Linked DNA regions of Homo sapiens: region 1 is linked to region 2. The links are chromatin loops, found by intact Hi-C in ENCODE. Cell type or tissue: endothelial cell of umbilical vein. All regions are shown on one strand. Each heading gives the region's core, and the rest is flanking DNA. Links, peaks and the distances in the headings are about the cores only. Region 1 has its middle 11 kb from the start of AGMO. Region 2 overlaps AGMO (alkylglycerol monooxygenase).

What was found. Peaks named below come from ENCODE experiments on the same cell type or tissue, not always from the same donor. Only the 100,000 strongest peaks of a DNase experiment are listed, where the experiment ranks them.
Region 1: a loop joins it to region 2, with 4 times the contacts of the local background. A loop is called at or near these places in 2 of 110 quality-filtered maps.

The regions. Positions count from the first base shown.
Region 1 is chr7:15,567,928-15,577,219 of GRCh38, reverse strand. No RefSeq gene overlaps it. Among named protein-coding and RNA genes, the nearest start is that of AGMO, 11 kb to the right of the region's middle. In endothelial cell of umbilical vein, for the core only: no CTCF peak of the experiment used is centred there; a DNase peak (open chromatin) is centred at 5,489.
Region 2 is chr7:15,504,494-15,513,785 of GRCh38, reverse strand. All of the region lies in intron 3 of AGMO (alkylglycerol monooxygenase), which reads left to right. Among named protein-coding and RNA genes, the nearest start is that of AGMO, 53 kb to the left of the region's middle. In endothelial cell of umbilical vein, for the core only: no CTCF peak of the experiment used is centred there; a DNase peak (open chromatin) is centred at 5,335; H3K27ac peaks cover 2,615 bases.

The sequences.
Region 1 (9,292 bases), core at 494-8,493, 63 kb before region 2:
CTTCAATGCCTCATTACCTTACAGCCCAGCCTTAAATCGCAATATAGTAAGTCCTTCTGTTATTGTGTAAATATTTTAATGGTGTAACTGATGAATCTGATACTCTCAAGTAATATAATATTTTAGAACTATCCTGATTTATACTTTAAACTCCTTTCTCCTTTCTTTCTTGAGTCTTTCCTGACCACAACACAAACTTCTTTCTCTCTCCTGAATTATTTTGTACCTCCTGTAATTACCATTCATTTAGCAATATACATATCGTTTTGTCTTGTTATCAAAGTTTCCAACATAAGAAGTTTGGAAACGACACCTTCACTCCTTAATGAAAAATAAACATCCTCAAGGGAGCAATTTTTAAAAAAATTCTGATGCATTTTACTCAATTCAGCTGAGACTACACACTATCAAAGAAACTAGACTTTATTTTAATATGTAAAAAATTCAAGTGAAATACTGAACCAGTTATAACAAATTTAGAACACCAGATTTTTTGCTAAGACTAATTCAACTTATCTAGAGAGATTGACAAAAAATTGATTTAAATTTGCTGGAAATTTAAACAAAGCTGGCAAACATTTGTTATATTAAAAGAATGTTGGGTAATATAAGGAAAGGGACAAAATAAAATACTAGTACAAATCAGGAATTTATTGATAGATTAAAAATAAAGTTCAGCACTGCTGTGTAGCTGTGCAAGGCCCAGTTGGTGGTTGAAACTCCTAGGGAGCTGGAACTTTCCAGATATACTTTCTTTACTGTTGGGCTTAGAGGTCTCTGCCCTAATGTAGGCATGATCTAGGTTCATGCTCCATCCTCCAAGCTGTGAATGCACACGGTAACTGGACATTATGCTGCTGTAGAGATAAGTATGGATGTTGTAAATCATATCATAGCATGACAATAAAAACTACAAAGTTGAAAAATCCTAGGAATTTATATGCTTCAAATATTCTCATTTGTTTCATGAATATAAACTTATATACTAAACTCTTTGATTATTTTTGTTGTATTTATTTATTTATTTATTTTGAGACAGGATCTCACTCTTTACCCAGGCTACAGTGTAGTGGCATGATCACCAATCACAGTCCGCTGCATCTTTGACCTCCTCAGGCTCAGGTGATTCTCCCACCTCAGCCTCCCGAGTAGCTGGGACTACAAGCATGTGCCACCACACCTAGATAATTTTTGTATTTTTCTGAAGATAGGGTTTCACCATGTTGCCCAGGCTGGTCTCAAACTCCTATACTCAAGAGATCTGCCTGCCTCAGCCTCCCAAAGTGCTGGGACTACAGGTGTGAGCCACCGCACCCAGCCTTAAGCAATTTGATTAAAAAGGAGACATCTACCTGGCAGTATCAGAAGTAGAATCTTCAAAGACTTGGAGATAGAATAGATGTGAATGTGGAGAGAATGAGAGGAATACGGATGCGTCCAGGCTCTAGAAAAGTGGCGACGTTCACAGAAGTAGAGATATAGGAAAGATATACAGTTTTGTTGATGGTAGTGTGAAAAGGGAGGCAAGGATGAACAAAAATGAGCTCAATAACGATGTGTTAAATTCTAAATACGTGTATAGTATCCAACTGGAGATATCCAGAAGTCAGTTGGTATTCAAAGAAGACAACTCTAAGTGGGGCATTACTTACACTGATTCATGAAGAAATGAGAAGGATCCAGGAATGCTAAGAGGTCAAGAAAAGTATTCTAGGCAGAGGTAAACATGAGCTTGAAGGTGCTGAGGTACATGGGGATATTGACAGTAGGATCACAAAGAGTGAAGTGAAAGGGTGGGAGGCATATAGTGAGGTTATGGCTGGGGTAAGAGAAACAGGAGCCAGGTCATGTTATAGCCTCAAATGTAGGTACAGTGGGCATGGGGGTGTGCATCACTTTACTCCAAAGGCCATGGATGCCAGTGGAGAATCATAAGGTAGAGAAAGGGTCGATATGATTCAGATGCTAAAAAGATTTTTCTAGTGGCTATCTGGCAGTGGATTCAAAGTGTGTTGGAGAGAAAGCAGAGAGGCAGAAGAGAAGGTAGAGAGTGGCTCAGAGGTGTGATGTATGATAGTGGTAGAAATGAAGAGAAAGCGTCCGATTTGAAGCAGCGGTTTGCAATAATTTTGTAACTGGAATTTACATTTTTTAAAAGATTCAACTCTGTGTAAGTGTATGTCTGTGACTGTGAAACAAAATCTTGTAAATAAAATTAATTTTATCACTGGTAAAACATAATAAAATTTTGGAATAATTTTATTATCTTCTTTCTGTTCTAATTTTTAAAAATTCTACTCATGACCCATTAAATTGATGTTATAACCCACTAGTAGGTTGTAATAGTATACTGACTTACCAGAAAAACTTACAGGTGTTAACGTTAAACTGAATATGGGAAGTAAGACAGTAGAAGCATCAAAGGAAACTCCCAGATACAGGCAGGGAAATCTGACAGAACAATTAAATAGTTCCCAGAAACTCAACACCGCAATGGGAACTTTTAGCAGGTTGTATAAGAAGCCTATGGATTGTGTGATGTATCTGTAATAAGTACAAATGAATGTGCTATGAACATGTGTGTGCTGGTATTTGCATGGGTATATGATTTCACTTTTCTTGGGTAAATATCTAAAAGCGGAATGACTTGATTATTTGGTAAATGTATGTTTAATTTCTTAAGAAGCTACCAAACAACTTTCCATAATGATTTGTACCATTTTTTTCATTCCTACCAACAGCTTATGATGGCTTCAGTTCCTCCACATCCTCACAAACACTTACTAGCATGTCTTTTTAATTTTACCTATTTTAATATGTGTGTAGTGTTTTTAATTTGCATTTCCCTAATGACTAAAGGCGTTGAGCATTTCTTTAGTATTTATTTGACATATGAATTTCTTTAGTACAGCATCTCTTCAAATCTTTTGCCCTTTTTTTAAAAAAATTGTTTTTGAGTTTAGCATTTTCAGCATTATTTATTCCAGATCCAAGTATTTTATTAAATATAGCATATGTAAACATTTTTCAGAGTTTACAGTTTACCTTTTTATTCTCAGAACAGTAACTTTCGACGAGTAGAATTTTTAAATTTTCATATAGTTCTGAGGGGGGAGGGAAGATGTGGAAGCTACGTGGCTTTGGATTTGTTTGTGTAAGTTATCCTCTATTATTCTGAAGAACATCCATGACTTAGGAAGTTGTTGTTCCCCGTCCCCACGCCCCACCCACTGGTTTAAAAAAAAAAAGCAACAAGCTGATCGTGAGGCATCCAATTCATTCCTTTGAACAGAGCAGGTGACGGTGACAGGCAATAATGTTCTAGTGCTGGCAATGAAGATGAACAGAAGATTTCTTTCAGACATTTCTGATTTCAGCTTAGACACAAGAATTCTTGACTAGGTGATGGCAACAATAGCACAGTGGTTCATGATGGGGCAAAGAAGTTACATATTGGAAGTCTATTGCAGCACAGTTCCTTACGCAGAATATTAAGTGCTAATAATCTTCCTCCAAGAAAAAGTCTAAAGTAAAAATCAGTATATCAATGTGTGTTTATTTTGGGAGATAATGCTTAAAATAAAAGTTAAAATAAATGAAAAATATATCAATTTGCTTGGATCATGAATTGGTGTCCTAAAAATCTTTAGTTGTTTTCCATTGTCATAGCCAGCAGTCTGGACCCACCAAATAATGGCTCTTCTTAACTACAATCTGTGCTGTTGTAAGGATAATAAAGATGTGTAGGTGTCTTCTGAGAAATGCCTATAAAATGAGGCACTATCTAACTAGAGAACTGCTATTTTTGTTCATCACATGATCTATTAGCTTACTAAATTTTCTACTTCATTACAAGAAGAGATGAAAACATTGTGTATCAACACACTTAATAAAGCTCAATGCTCACGCCTGTAATCCCAGCACTTTGGGAGGCTGAGGCGGGTGGATCATGAGGTCAGGAGATCGAGACCATCCTGGCTAACAAGGTGAAACCCCGTCTCTACTAAAAATACAAAAAATTAGCCGGGCGCGGTGGCGGGCGCCTGTAGTCCCAGCTACTCGGGAGGCTGAGGCAGGAGAATAGCGTGAACCCGGGAAGCGGAGCTTGCAGTGAGCCGAGATTGCGCCACTGCAGTCCGCAGTCCGGCCTGGGCGACAGAGCGAGACTCCTTCTCAAAAAAAAAAAAAAAAAAAAAAAAAAGCTCAATAAAACAAAGTGAAATAGATGATAAGATTTAGGCAAAAAAATATATGTATATATATATGTATATATGTGTGTGTATATATTTATGAGCAGGAATCACTGTGAATCCTGGAATGAGTTCAGCCTGTGCAATGATCTGAATGTTTGTGTCCCTTCCCCTCAAAATCAGTACGTTGAAATCCTAACACACAAACTGATTATATTAGGAGGTGGGGCCTTTGGAAGACGATTGTGTCATGAGGGTGGAGGCCACATGGTCGGGATTAGTGGCCTTACAAAAAAGGCCCCAGAGATCTCTTTTGCCTCTTCTGCCATGTGAGGGCACAGTGAAAAGATGATTATCTATGAACCCAGAAGCAGGATCTTACAAGACAACAAATTTGCAGGCATCTTGCTCTTGGACTTCAAGCTTCCAAAACTGTGAGAAATAAATTTCTGCTGTTTATAAGCCACCTAGTCTATGGTGTTCTCTTATAGCTGTCAGAACAGACTAAGACAGTATGCCGCCCTTTGAATTCTATACACTTAAGATTTATGTCACACATTTGACACTAAGTTACCTATTTAACCATCTGAAGTGGGAAACATGATTAGGTAAGTGATTCATAGCATCCACAAAATTAAATAACATAAATGTCGTTCAGGAGAAACACATTATTCTTGGTACTAAAACTAGAGAAACATTCTTAACCACATGTCCTAAAGAATGGTAAGAACTGGATTTAAGTCTATGATGAATTGTTTCAACTCTGTCTCATAAAAGAAGGTTCACAGGGCCTGTCACCAGCAGGCAGCAGTCCCTGTGATGAGTCCTTAGGTAAAGGACTGTGCCTGATCTGCTGCCATTATTAGAAACACAATCTGTGTGTAGTGTAAAACATGATGGAACCAATCTTTTCTTATTTGTTTTCAAACATAGACACATCTTTTATAATAATTTTTCCTCCAAGTCATGGACGTTAGTTATGATTACCAATATCAGTGTTATCTATTATTTCCTCAAAAGAGAAACAAGTCCTATAGACTTTCTAAGTTAGAGTAGCAACCCCAAGTCACGAATCAGGTAATTCGCACTTTTAGAGTCGTTCGCTGGTGATAGGTTAACAGGAACGCTGTAGTAAATTACAAATAAGAAACTGCAGGTTGAGCAAATTAAAATAAATTTGTATGCTGCTGGACTTCTTAGAACCTTTGAAATATCTACATATTTATCTCTGAAAGAAATACTCAGGAGATCTTCCACATTCTTTTATTCTGCACTGTGAATTTGGATTAATTCCAACACTGACTGACTCACGATCAATCCCATAAAGAGAATTACATAGATTCTGACACTGATATGTATGCAGCACTTTGAGTCGTTCTTTTGGCACTGACTACTGTTAAAATAACAATGAGATGTATTAGCTTGATGGGGTTTTAAAGAAATAACTTCTGAAATACTATTTGTTTTTTATGCTCTGACCTCAAGTGTATGCCATCAATTTGTTTAAAGATCATGTTCTACCTGATCTTTGCCTTCTAAGTCGTGGAAAGGACTTTGGCCAAAAGTAATAAAATCTGATCTGAGAAAATAGAGAGTGATTTAAGTTTCATATGCTGCTGTTTTCTAATGAAAAGTGTTAATACAAAAGATTCAAAGACTCTTAGAGACAATATTAAAATTTTGGCAACACACAACTAGATTCTTTAAAAAAGTGTCCTCAAAATATATGGGACTGTAGTAAAAGGGAAAATAATTAACTTTTTATTATGGAGATAATATTCTGTACAAATAATGTAGCCAATTAAATCAGAAAGGGAAAATAAAAAATAAAAATAAACCTGCACATATCAATTTCTGCAAGTCATGCAGAGAAACTGGAACTCTTGTAATAATGGAAATACTAAACACACACTTTGAAAAACAGTTTGGATATGTCTTAATATTAAAATATGTTTACCATACTATATATTACAATATGAACAGTATTCTCTAAAAATTACTTATATTATGAGATTATTTATAGTAATATGTAAATTATCATATATTATGTTTGCATTTGAACTCCAAAAATGGTCATGAAAATAAAATAAATATAATAGATCTGGTTTTCAAACTAAAAATGAGTATTATTTATTCATTTGAATATGATTGAAGTGAATACATGAAAATCATTCTTATGTTTGGCTTGTAATTAGTTTTGTCAGTACTTTTTCTTTTCATTGAGAATTCTATTTTGGGCTTTGAACTCCAGATTTATATATCAACCTGTGCAACCATCTCGACTTTGATGTCTACAGGCATCTCATATCATGCTTTAAGCCAAATCTTGCAGTTTGTCTATCACAGTAAATAACAACTTTATTCTTTCAGCAGGTTGAATCAAAGTCTTGAATTATTCATGTCTTCTCTCTTTTAATCTCATTCCCCACATCTGATCTCTTAGCAAACCTTATCAGCTCTACCTCTAATATGTTTTCACAATCACCCTTTCACTTTGACTCTTTCTGCTGCAACTATCCTAGTGAAAGTAAGCAAGATTTACCTGAACTATATCAACTATTTATGAAGAGTCCTCTGCTTCCAGCCTACCTCTCTAAAGTCCATTCTTCACAAAAAAAGCAAAATGATCATTTCATACAATGCATTGGACCATGTGACTCTTCTGTTCAAAACCCTCCAATGGTTTTCTGGATATATTAGTTAGGAGATTGTTAGCCGTTAGGTGAACAAGGTTCAAATAATAACAAATAAAACACAAAATACATTACAAATTTGGTATTTGCTCATATAATGACCTGATTGATGGGCTGCTCTTCTCTATGTAGTAACTCAGAGACTCAGACACCTAATTTGGGGCTTTGTCTTTTCATCATGTGGCTTCCAAATTTTACAAAGCTTGACCTCACATGACACATAGAGTATGAACTCTTCTATGTAAAATAATGTGCCTGAAAAAGACCCTAAATACAAGATGTTCATTAAAATATTGATGAGACTACAATCTGATTGGTGTGGTTATGAGTGCTTTTTTTCTTAAAAATCTTCTGCATTTTCTATATTTCTACAGTAAATATATATTATTTTATACTTTTAGAGATATAAACAAACTTTTTAAGATGATCATGTCAGTGTAGGTTTCCAGTCTAATTCCCAGTAAATGATTCTAATGACTAAAGAGAAAGACACGTGGAGAAGGAAAGGATTTCACCAGTTCAAGAGTACAGTCTAGCAAACCATATGTCCCCTCATTTGGAGAGTTAAAGTTTGGAAATATGGCAGCATCAAGCAGAACGTTAGGATTTCCTTTCTTGAATTCCCCTTGAAATGCATCTCTGTATGTTACTCTTAATCCTTGGTTGTAAGACAACCATTCAATGAACTACTTCTTCAACCCAGTTTCTTTAAAAAAAAAAAAAAAAAAGAAAAAAAAAGAGTTTCTTTCCTCTGCTGTAATGGATGAACCCTGTAATCTGCATGTGGTCAGTACTGGTGGGGAGAACTATGAGTGATATTGATACATTCTAATTGGAGTCATTTTGGCTTTGAGGGCCAATGACAGCTGAGGAGAAATTTACCATCCAAAGTGGGGGAGTTATAGCAATTGTTACAAGCTAGAAATGTCATGGATTGAGAATCTTTCTTCTAAACAAATTCTCATTTGTCACAATTGTCAATTTGTCCAAAAGCAAAAGCCATGTTTTCTGACTGGGTTACCCCAAACACTAGGCCTTGGACTTACCCCAGCTTCAACAAATACAAATTATAGGAAGATCTCAAATGGTACTTTTGTATGTTTATAGAAAGAGTAGAGGCCAAGGAGAACAAAATCAAAATAAGGAAAGCTGATACGTGCCATGGCAGCTCTAATTCACTGTAAAAGCCTGCTGGGATAGCTGGGGCTGCTGAGTGATAGCTCTATCCTCCACCATCTCATGCTGAACCGATAAGACAGACCTAAACTCCAAAGTGCCACGTATACCTGGAGTGGACCCAAGGACTATTCATCCACATCTTTTTTTGTTTTTTTGGTTGGGGGGAAAAGAAGCATAAAGAACCCGTACCCATCCACAATAAGACAAATTGGGAGTGAAGGAGGGGAAAGAGCTTATTAAAAGTTGATAAAGAACATGCTTTTGAGTATTATCTCCAGGAAACTAAGAATAATTTTAGGCAGAACTGTTGTATACACGCAAGTGAAATAGGAAAAAAAACTGAAGAAAAAATGAGGCCATATGATAAGAAATAAATACAAAAGGAAGACTGAGAGAGTTTAGGAAAACATTTAAGAAAACAAATAATGCCATTGTGAAATTTGAAGTAGACCCAGAAGGAAGATGAAAATAGCAAAAAAAAAAAAAAAAAAAAAAAAAAAAACACAGAAAAACAAAAAAAACTATACCCAAAGTATAGACTTAAGAAGACAATATCAGAAAATAAAAAGGAGATGAAAATGGACACAGACAATATAATGGATATGGTAGACAAATGGTATCTGGTAAACAGATAAATCTCATTTGTGAAGAAGTGTAAAAAAATCAATGGAACATAAATAATAGGCACAAACACAATGGCAGAAATTGCCCTAAAGCAAAGGAAGATTCAAATCTGAGGTTTAAGGACGCTCACCTCTTAAAAATATTCTACCCAAAATATAAAAAACTATAATGATTTAATTTCAAAGGCACAAAAATATTCTACAAGCACCCAGGAAGTAGAAATGAATGACTTTTTTTTTTAAGGCAAGTTGAACTCAGACTTAATATTATTTTGAAATATTAGATGCCAAAAGAAAAGGCAGATCTATAATTATAGAGGTTCTACCACTCTGGTTTTCTTACATAAACACTTCCCAGAAAAGCCTTTACATTTTTTACAATTTTATAAACATTGAAGCTAAGTGTTATATAAATAAGAGACTGTGATGAAGACTTTTTATAATTATTAAAGAGTGTTATGTCTTGTACTAATTATAGGTTTATTGCCTCTCATCTCCAAATTCAAACTTTATTACCTGATTTGTGAAATGGAAATAGGTCCTTTCAATATTTTTCTTTGCTAGCTGACATGACGTTAAGCTTTGTCAGGAGTGGGCTGCAGACAGT
Region 2 (9,292 bases), core at 365-8,364:
AGCAATGGTTTCCTCTTAGAGGTCAATTAAAACTCTTGGATGAAAAATAAAAACTGTCTTGCTAGCTTCAGAGAGATGCCAAAATAGTGAGAGATCTCCAAGCCCAATCTTGAAAACAATAAGGACAGAAAATTAAGGTAGCTTTCCAACCCACATTTATTGTGTGGCCACTGGCAAGCCTGCAGAAACAGCCATGGAAATAAGTAGTGATCCTGATTGTCTTGGGGGACAAGAGAGTAGGAGTAAAAGCTCAGGGTCTGCCTTGATGGGGACTTGACAAAGGTAAGGGTCAAAAAGTTATAAATCCACCACCTCACCCACACTCCCACCAGAATGTGAAGAAAATATTGTCTTGATTCTGGGGAAATAGAAGAAATAAAGAAAGAAAAAACAGAAATAGCCTCAGAGAGTTTGTAAATCAAACACCAGCCCGAACAGATAATTATAGTCAAAATCCACAATGCCAGGTGTATCCACAACATTTTGTGGTTTAAAGTTGTGCTATAGGTATCTGATAAAAACTGAAGTAAAAGCCCCTGGGAAAATAGTAATGTTCGTCTATGTCTCAATTATTTTTTCAATAGCAATGACCATCACATATCAAAGAACATCAGGCACACAAACAGACAAGCAATTATGCTTGACAATCAGCAAAAACAAAAGAAAAATGAAACTCAACTGCAGATTTCAATAGTATCAGACACAGATTATGAAACAACTATGTGTAATACCTTTAAGGAAATAAAGGCAATCTCACAAGTAATTAGATTACAAAAACAATTTTAAGTGACATGCAAATTTGCAAAAGAAATAATTTCTGGAGATGAGAATTATGAAAATGGAATTGAGTACTCAGATCTGATAACAGATTATAAAGCAGAAGAGAACATTACTCAATAGTAGATTGAAAGAAACTATACAAAATATAGTAGGAAAAAGGAAAAAGGAAAAAAAAGATAGCAAACATAGAGAATAAAGTGCGGTTTCATGTATATTGAATAGTACTTGGAGCCAATGCTAACATTACTCCAAAGAATTATAGGGAAATAAAAATACATTGAAATAGAAAAATTTCTAGAAAATATTATCTGAGAATACCAATCCATATAGTAAATAGCAAGCAATTTACTAAGTGACAATATGTGAGACACTCCAAATAGTCAATTCAACTAAATATGTAGGCAAACCTCTAGTTGACATACTTATCAATTGAAAAAGGAGTATCAGACTTTAGGCCGGGCATAGTGGTTCACGCCTGTAATCTCAGCACTTTGGGAGGCCGAGGAGGGTGGATTGATTGAGCTCAGGAGTTCGAGACCAGCCTGGGCAACAGGATGAAACCCCGACTCAACAAAAAACAGAAACATTAGCCAGGCATGGTGGTATTCGCCTGTGGTCCCAGCTACTTGAAAAGCTGAGGCAGGAGGATCACTTGAGCCCTGGGAGGTGGAGGTTGGTGCCGTGTTGGCGCCTCTGCACTCCAGCCTGGGTAACAGAGTGAGATCATGTCTAAATAATGATAATAATAAATTTTAAAAAAGAAATATCAGACATCATCATTAGTGTTGTATGACAGAGATCAGTGCTTGCTATTTTATTTTAGAAGATGACACAAGAGGTTAGTACAATTAAAGAGTTGTAACTGTTGTATCAGTCTCAAATTGCAACATTTGTATGAGTGATACCATTCTGCTACAAAAGAAGTCATAGTTATCTTATTAAAATTATTTTGTATGTTCATTTTCTTTTCTCTTCTCTTTCTTTTTTTTTTTTGTGTGTATTCTCTTGGCTTAAAGAACAGAATGTATTTCCCCATGATTCTGGAGACAGTAAGTCCCAGACTAAGGTGTCTGGTGGGCTGGTTTCCTTAAGAGGCTTCTCTCCTTGGCCAGTGGATGGCTGCCTTCTCTGTCTGCCTTTATGTGGTCTTTGTTCTATACATGTGGATGTCTGTGTCCAAATTTCCTCTTTTTTGTTTTGTAAGTTAATTAAAAAGAATTTCAGCTTTGCTGAAGTATAATTGACAAATAAAACTATATATTCAACATGTTCCATGTACAATGAAACATGTATACTTTGTGAAATGATTAGCACATCAAGTTAATCAGCGTGTGCATTACCTCACATAGTTACTTTTGGGGGATGGGAATACTTAAGATCTATTCTCTTAGCAAATTTCAAGTATACAATACAGTACTTTGTCTATAGTCACCAGGCTGTACATTAGGTCTCCTGAACTTATCCATCTTATAAGTCCAAGTTTGTGCCCTTTGCCCATCATCTCCCCATTCCTCTGCCCTCCAGCTCCTAATAACCACCACTCTATCCTTTGTTTCTTTCTACAGCAGGTCCCCAAAGAAAGTTGTTTTGTTCAAAGTCATTTTGTTATAATGTTGATGAGAAAAAAAATTGATTCCTGGCCAGGAGCAGTGTCTGTGAGGAGTTTGCATGTTTTTCCCACATCAGTGTGGGTTTTTTACAGGTACTTTGCTTTCATACTACGTATAAAAGATGTGCTCATTAGGTTCACTGGCATGTCTACATGGTCCTGCATGAGTGCATGTGGGTGGGTGTGTGAGTGCCCTGTGATAGGATGGCACCTTGTGCAAGGCTGGTTCCTGCCTTGTGCCCTGAGCTGCCAGGATGAGCTCCAACCACCCATGATACTGAACTGGAGTAAGTGGGTGAACACGATCTTACTTTTTACTATTAGTCTTTCTTAAATGTATGTATAGTTCACATTTATGTCAATGTTTAACATTAGAAGTGTTGTGTATCTTTTTTTAGAAGTTTGGTGATGTTTTTGTGACCAGAAATAAGCCATAGGAACTTGTTTATATTATCATATAATATAAACATTATATTATATATTTATACATATATACATAAACATATATTATATGTTATATTTATAACATTAACATTATATTATAATATAAACTCTTGTTTATATTAATCAGCCTGTAATAAAATGTTTCCTTATGCATAATTTTGCTTGAAGTCTCAGTTTCCAAGAAACTGTCAATAACGTTAAGTAGAGACTTAACAGTTTTTGATGTATTTAGATTCCACATGTGAGATGATGCAGTATTTTTCTTTCTGTGGCTTATTTCAAATAGTGTTAATATCCTCCAGGTTCATCTACGTTGTTGTAAACAGAAAGATCTCCTTTTGTAAGACTGAATAATTTTCTATGTTATATATGTCATATATATCACATATATGACATATATATATGATATATATAGATATATATATGACAGCATCTCACAGTATCTTTATTCGTTTACCCATAAACAGATGCTTAGGGCCAGGTGCAGTTGCTCATGTCAGTAATCTCAGCACTTTGGGAGGTGGAGACGAGAGGATTGTTTGAGCCCAGGAGTTCAAAATTAGCCTGGGCAACATGGCACCATCCTGTCTGTACTAAAAACAAAACAAAACAAAAAAAACTTAGCTAGGCATGGTGGTGCATGCCTATAGTCCTAGCTACTAGGGAGGCAGAAGTGGGAGGATCACTTGAGCCTCGGAGGTGGAGGCTGCAGTGAGACATGTTCACACCATTGTGCTTCAGCCTGAGAGACAGAGTGAGACCCTATCTCAAAAACAAAACAAAAGATGCTTAGGTTGTTTCTATATCTTGTCTCTTTGACATAATGCTGCAATTAACATGGTACTGCTGATCTCTTCCCTATACTGGTTTTATTTCCTTTTGATATGTTAACCAGAAGAAGGGTTGCTGTATCATGTGGTAGTTCTACCTGTAATATTTTGAGAAAATTCCATACTTTTCTATAATGGCTGTACCAATTTACATTCTCACTCACAGTGTACTAGGGTTCCCTTTTCTCCACACGCCCCAATACTTGTTATCTACTGCCTTTTAAAAATATATATACTGGCCATCCTAACAAGTGTAAGGTGATAGCTCATTGCATTTTTGATTTTACCTGATGATTAGTAATGTTGAGCACCTTGTCACATACCTGATGGATATTTGTATGTCTTCTTTGGAAAAGAAGTCTATTCAGGTCCTTTGCCCATTTTTTAATCAGGTCATTTGGATTTTTTTACTGATGAGTAGTTTCTCCTATATCTTGGGTCATATACCTTTTATTAGATAGATGATTTGCTTTGAATCTGTAGAATGCCTTTTCATTTTGTTGATTGCAGTGAAGAAGCACTTCAGTTTGATATAGTCTATTTGTTTATTTTTACTATTGTTTCCTGAGCTTTTAGTGTCATATCAAGAAAAAAAATTTCCAAGGTCAATGTTAAGGAACTTTCCCCATATGTTTTCTTCTGGTATTTTTACAGTTTCAAGTCTTAAATTCAAGTTTTTAAGTCATCTTAAATTGATATTTTTGTGTACTGTGTAAGATAATTGTCCAGTTTCATTTTTATTTTTTTTTTTGCATGTGGGTCTACAGTTCTCACAACATCATTTATTAAAGAGACTGTTCTTTCCCCATTGTGTATTTTTGGTGTTGTTGAAAATTAGTTAACCATATATGCTTAGGTTTATATCTGAGGTCTGTGTTCTGTTCTATTGGTTTGGGTGTATGGTTTTATACCAGTACCATAGTGTAACATTTCCTTTTCTCAATGTAGTATCTAATTATTTGCTCTTAATTATATTACTTAGTCTTCCAGAGTCTCCCTTTTTAAATCTAAAAATTAGAAACAACACTACTGGTTCCTTTTACCTGATTGCATAGCTGTGAGCCTGAAAGGCAGTAATTTGTGCCAGAATTTTAAGGGCTGTAGAATTGTAAGGGATAGTTTCCAAATAAGCAAAGTTGGTTTGTCAATTTTTAGCATTTTTGACTAAATTTCTTTTTGTTACTTACCCATGTTCTTAAAATAAACTAAATTATGTAGAAAGCATGACATACATTTAATTACATTCACCTGAATGGAATGTATTATGGTATATTTTTATGTGTTAAATATCCATACATTATTATTTACATGACTTAAACAGAATGTGGCAAAAGATATGGTTAGGTTTTTTTTTCCCCTCTCTAAATGTTAAAAAAACTTTTTTTTTTTTCTATACGAAGTTAAAGCTAGTACAGGTGAGGGATGAGAAGTGGACTATCTCCCACTGTGCGCAGTGTACAGAGGCTGTCTTGTGCGAGCATTCTTATTGGTGAACTTTCCCTGGCATCTGTTTCTCTTGTGGACTAGATTGAATTCAATTGGTGTTGTCATATTCTTATCTCTTTATACACTTTTTAGTTCCCTGCATATGTTTATTACCCACTTCCTAACAGAACATGTTATGAATATGAAAGAGGGTTTTTATTGCAGGGAGCAGCTTCCTCAAACAAATTCATTTCAATAGTTCCACTGTTTATGAAAACAAACAACCCACTATAGCCTCCGATTTTCTAAAGAATCAGTTACTTTACAGATGTCAACTTGCATCCATGATTCATCGCAGCTGAATGTAAGTTATTGTTTTTACTACATCCCAGACAATGCAAGGATCACAAAATAATTCCATTAATTCTTCTAAGTTTTGGTCATTTTTTGTTAGATATTTTAATTTTATGTATATTTCAACCTCACAAGTATTATTATTTTAAACAATATTCATTTAGATTTACCTGCTTGCATTTTCTAGGGACTAATTTTTTTCCCTGCATTATTTCGTGCTCATCTGGAATAATTTTCCTCTCCGGAAACTCCCTTTTGGTGCTATTTTAAGTGCAGATATGCGGGTAACAAATTCTTTCAACTTTTCCTTGTTTGAAAATCTCATTTTATTTCCATTTTAAATTTTATTACGGTACATTTTTAACAATGACAAAAGTGAGCACTTGAGAGTCATCACCCATCCCAGCAGTCATCACCTCAGGACCTATCCCACCCCTTTCATATCCACATCCACACCCACAAAATTAGTGTGAAGCAAACCTCAGACATGGTATCAGTGCATTCACTTGATCTGTGAATAGTTTACTGTAATATCTATCTAATATGCTTTTTTGTTCCTTTTTAAAAATTCTTTTTTTAACATATCCACTTGACTGATCTGTAAAAATGTTTAAAAAACATTTCTTAATATCATCAACTAGTTATTCAGTGTTAAAACTTACCACTGTGTCATAAATGTCTTAAAATTCTTGTGGCTTAGTTTTTAAATAAGGATGCAGTAAAGTTATGACGCTGCAATTTTTACCTTATTTGTTAAATTTATTTTAAACCATAAGTTCCATTTCCATTTCCTTGTAATTTATTTGTTGAAGGCATCGTGTCTCTCTTCCACCCACATCCAGCTATCTAGGTTTTGTTGATCCTTCCCTGTGGTATAGCTAAACATATGCCTCTGTCCTACGTAATTCCTATGAATTCTTGGTAGGTTCTAGAGGCTGGATAAGATTCAAGTTTGACTTTGTGGACAAGATAAATTGAGCCGTAGTGTTGTTTTCTTTCCTCAGGGGGGTCATACTGTTGTGCATTCCTTTTTTTGCAATGTTAGTATTGATATTCATGCTACCCATCCCTATGTTGATAATTTTCCAGTCATTGTGGCTTTCTGAAGCTTGTTCTTTAGTAGATTCCACTGAGAACAATATTTCTTGAGTTTGTATATGCTGATAGCACTTTGTCCTTGACTTTTGTAGCAGTTTGTACTTGGAAGTCAGAATGGCTGCATATAAAATCCTTGGCTCACACTTTCCTTAACTATCATAAATATGTTATTCCTTTCCTTTTTCTTTGTTTCTTTTTTAAAAAATAAAGCACCATTGTCAATAGAATGATGGAAATTTTATTTCCTTTTCTTTTTAAATGACCCAGCCAGATCTTTGGTACATGAGACCACAATTCTTTTTTCTTGCTCATTTTAGGAAAAATTAATTTTCTTTAACTTTGGGAGAAAGGGGTATGGTGGGGTAGCTCTCTAAGTCTCACAGCATTAGAGCTCTTTTTTGTTGTTTTTAGGGACTCTCTGTCTCTCTCTCTCTGTGTGTCTGTGTGTGTATTTACCTCATCTCACACTTTCTGAGATCTGGCTCTATATTTTGTCCCACTTTTATCTGAATCTTCCATTTCCTATGTGCTGTAGCAGTTTCTGCATCTACAGTGGTATTGGAGTTAATATGCAGATGAAGAAGACTATTTCAGGTACAATAGAATTGCCAAATAATATTTGAGAAACTTGGCTTTATTTTTGTTCTTGTTACACAAACAAAGATATAAAAGAAAATACTGAATTGAGTTTCAAAACAAAAACAGTCATAAACACACATATAGTATGAGGAATAGTTATCTATCAGGGAGTAATTGTCCTCCAGGAATAATGCCGATGTATGGAATAAAGACAAACGAATGTTAGTATCATAAACACATAGAGGGCAAGTGCTGTACTGTTTATGAGCATGGCCTCTGCAACTTGACCCTTGGGGTTTGAATTTCTGCTCTGTCATTTAGAATCTGTGTAACTCGAGCCAGTTTCTTAACTTACCTCTGCCTCAGTTTCCTTATTTGTAAAAAAAAAGTAATAGTAATTAGAAAGGTAGATAATGCATATCATTTACATTCAGTTTCTGGCACAGAGTAAATGCTCAATTATGAAAACTTTACTCAGTGTATCTTTGGAGGTTTTGAGCAATATTCAAGTATCTGAGTTCAAAGTCTGTTTCCAAGTAAATTGAATAATTTGACTCTACTTTTGAATGTTAATAAAAATAAGGGAAATCACTGTTCAAATGTAAATGAATGTTCTTTCTAGGTAGTTTTGAATTTTATGAGATCAAAATTGTATTTTCTGGTTCTTTTCTAAATTTGCCACTGTGGTTGTCTAAACTTTGGCAAATTGCCAATTATGTAGGTGAACTCTTCATTTTAAAGTACTGAATTTTGGATCATGCTGAAACTATTAAACTTTAAAAAGTCATCAGAAGACTCATCTGATAGTAATTTTTGTTTTACTTTTTTTCTTAAAAACAGAAATACAGAGTCTATTTGGATTTCTTAGACTCTGTTATTAATAATTTAAACAAGGAAAATATTTTTCAAAAATTATGAAGAAACAGAAATTATCCAAAATATTTTAAAATTATGTCTGCATGGGAATTTAACATTAGTTTGTTTTTTTCAGAAGTAGTCACACTTGTTATGTTCATGTTATGTTCTCTTTGTCCCCAAGAACAAAAACTCAAGACTTTTCACAACTGTGTAACAAAAAGTAGAGGCCAATGCTTATTTTTGTTTATTTTAATAATAGGAAACGAATCGAAGGGAGAGTGACACAGACTTTGTGTTCATTAGAATGATATAGGAATAACATCTCCCTGCTTGGTTGAGTGGCAAGGAGTAGTTTTAGTTGTATGCCTGAGTACGCACAGATTTCTCTAAATTCTCCTGCCTTGTTGACTGCATTTCAACCAGACAGACACGTTTTAGCTTTGGATTCTCTTACATGAATACAAGGTCTCCGTCTCATCCTACCTTGGCTATATGGCCCATCATCTATACTACTCATAAATCCTGAGGACCTTGAGAAGAACATAAAGTAAATAGCCTTAATTTCTTAATCCTGTTATTTTAAGTAAACATCATAGCTCTCTTTGTGAGTACAATGTAGTAATTCCATCTATTCGTATATCACTACATGAAAAAATGTAGTAGTTTGGCAATAGATGATTTGACTTGAAACGTGGATAAAATCAGAGGTACAGATTATTTTGGGGCAGCAAGCAAGTTTAATGCTGTACATAATAGTCATGAAATTAAAATTGGCATTACAAAATTGAAGACCTGGAGCACACAAGAATTCTAAAGAAAAAAATACTTCAAAGATGAAAGGGGAATGATTACTGATGATATTTTATAGTATGATAACTAATAATTTTTTGAAAGAGATGAACATTAAACTGACCATTTCACATTTATTGAGGGAATATTGAGAAATGATTTGAGTCTTCAGTTCCAGATTAGGGACATTCTTCTAGGACTCATGACAGGATGTTTTCCCTTAACCCTTTTTTTTTTTTTATTTTAACTAGAAAAGGAAAAACCTTTCTTGCCAACTTTTTTTTTTAACCCTGTCTGGATAAACTTGTATCCAAGAATGTAGTTGTTAGAAAGTACTGTTATCTATTTAAAACTTACGGAAACACTTAATTTTTAAGGCAACATTAACTGAGGTTGAATTATGGAGCAATTCCTCCGGAAGTTCATGTCAGAGGAATGTTATTGCCAAATAAATCCACTATGATCAGTTGAGCGACAGTGAGTAGGAAAAGCACTTAAAATAATTGGACACTCAGGAGTACCTTTC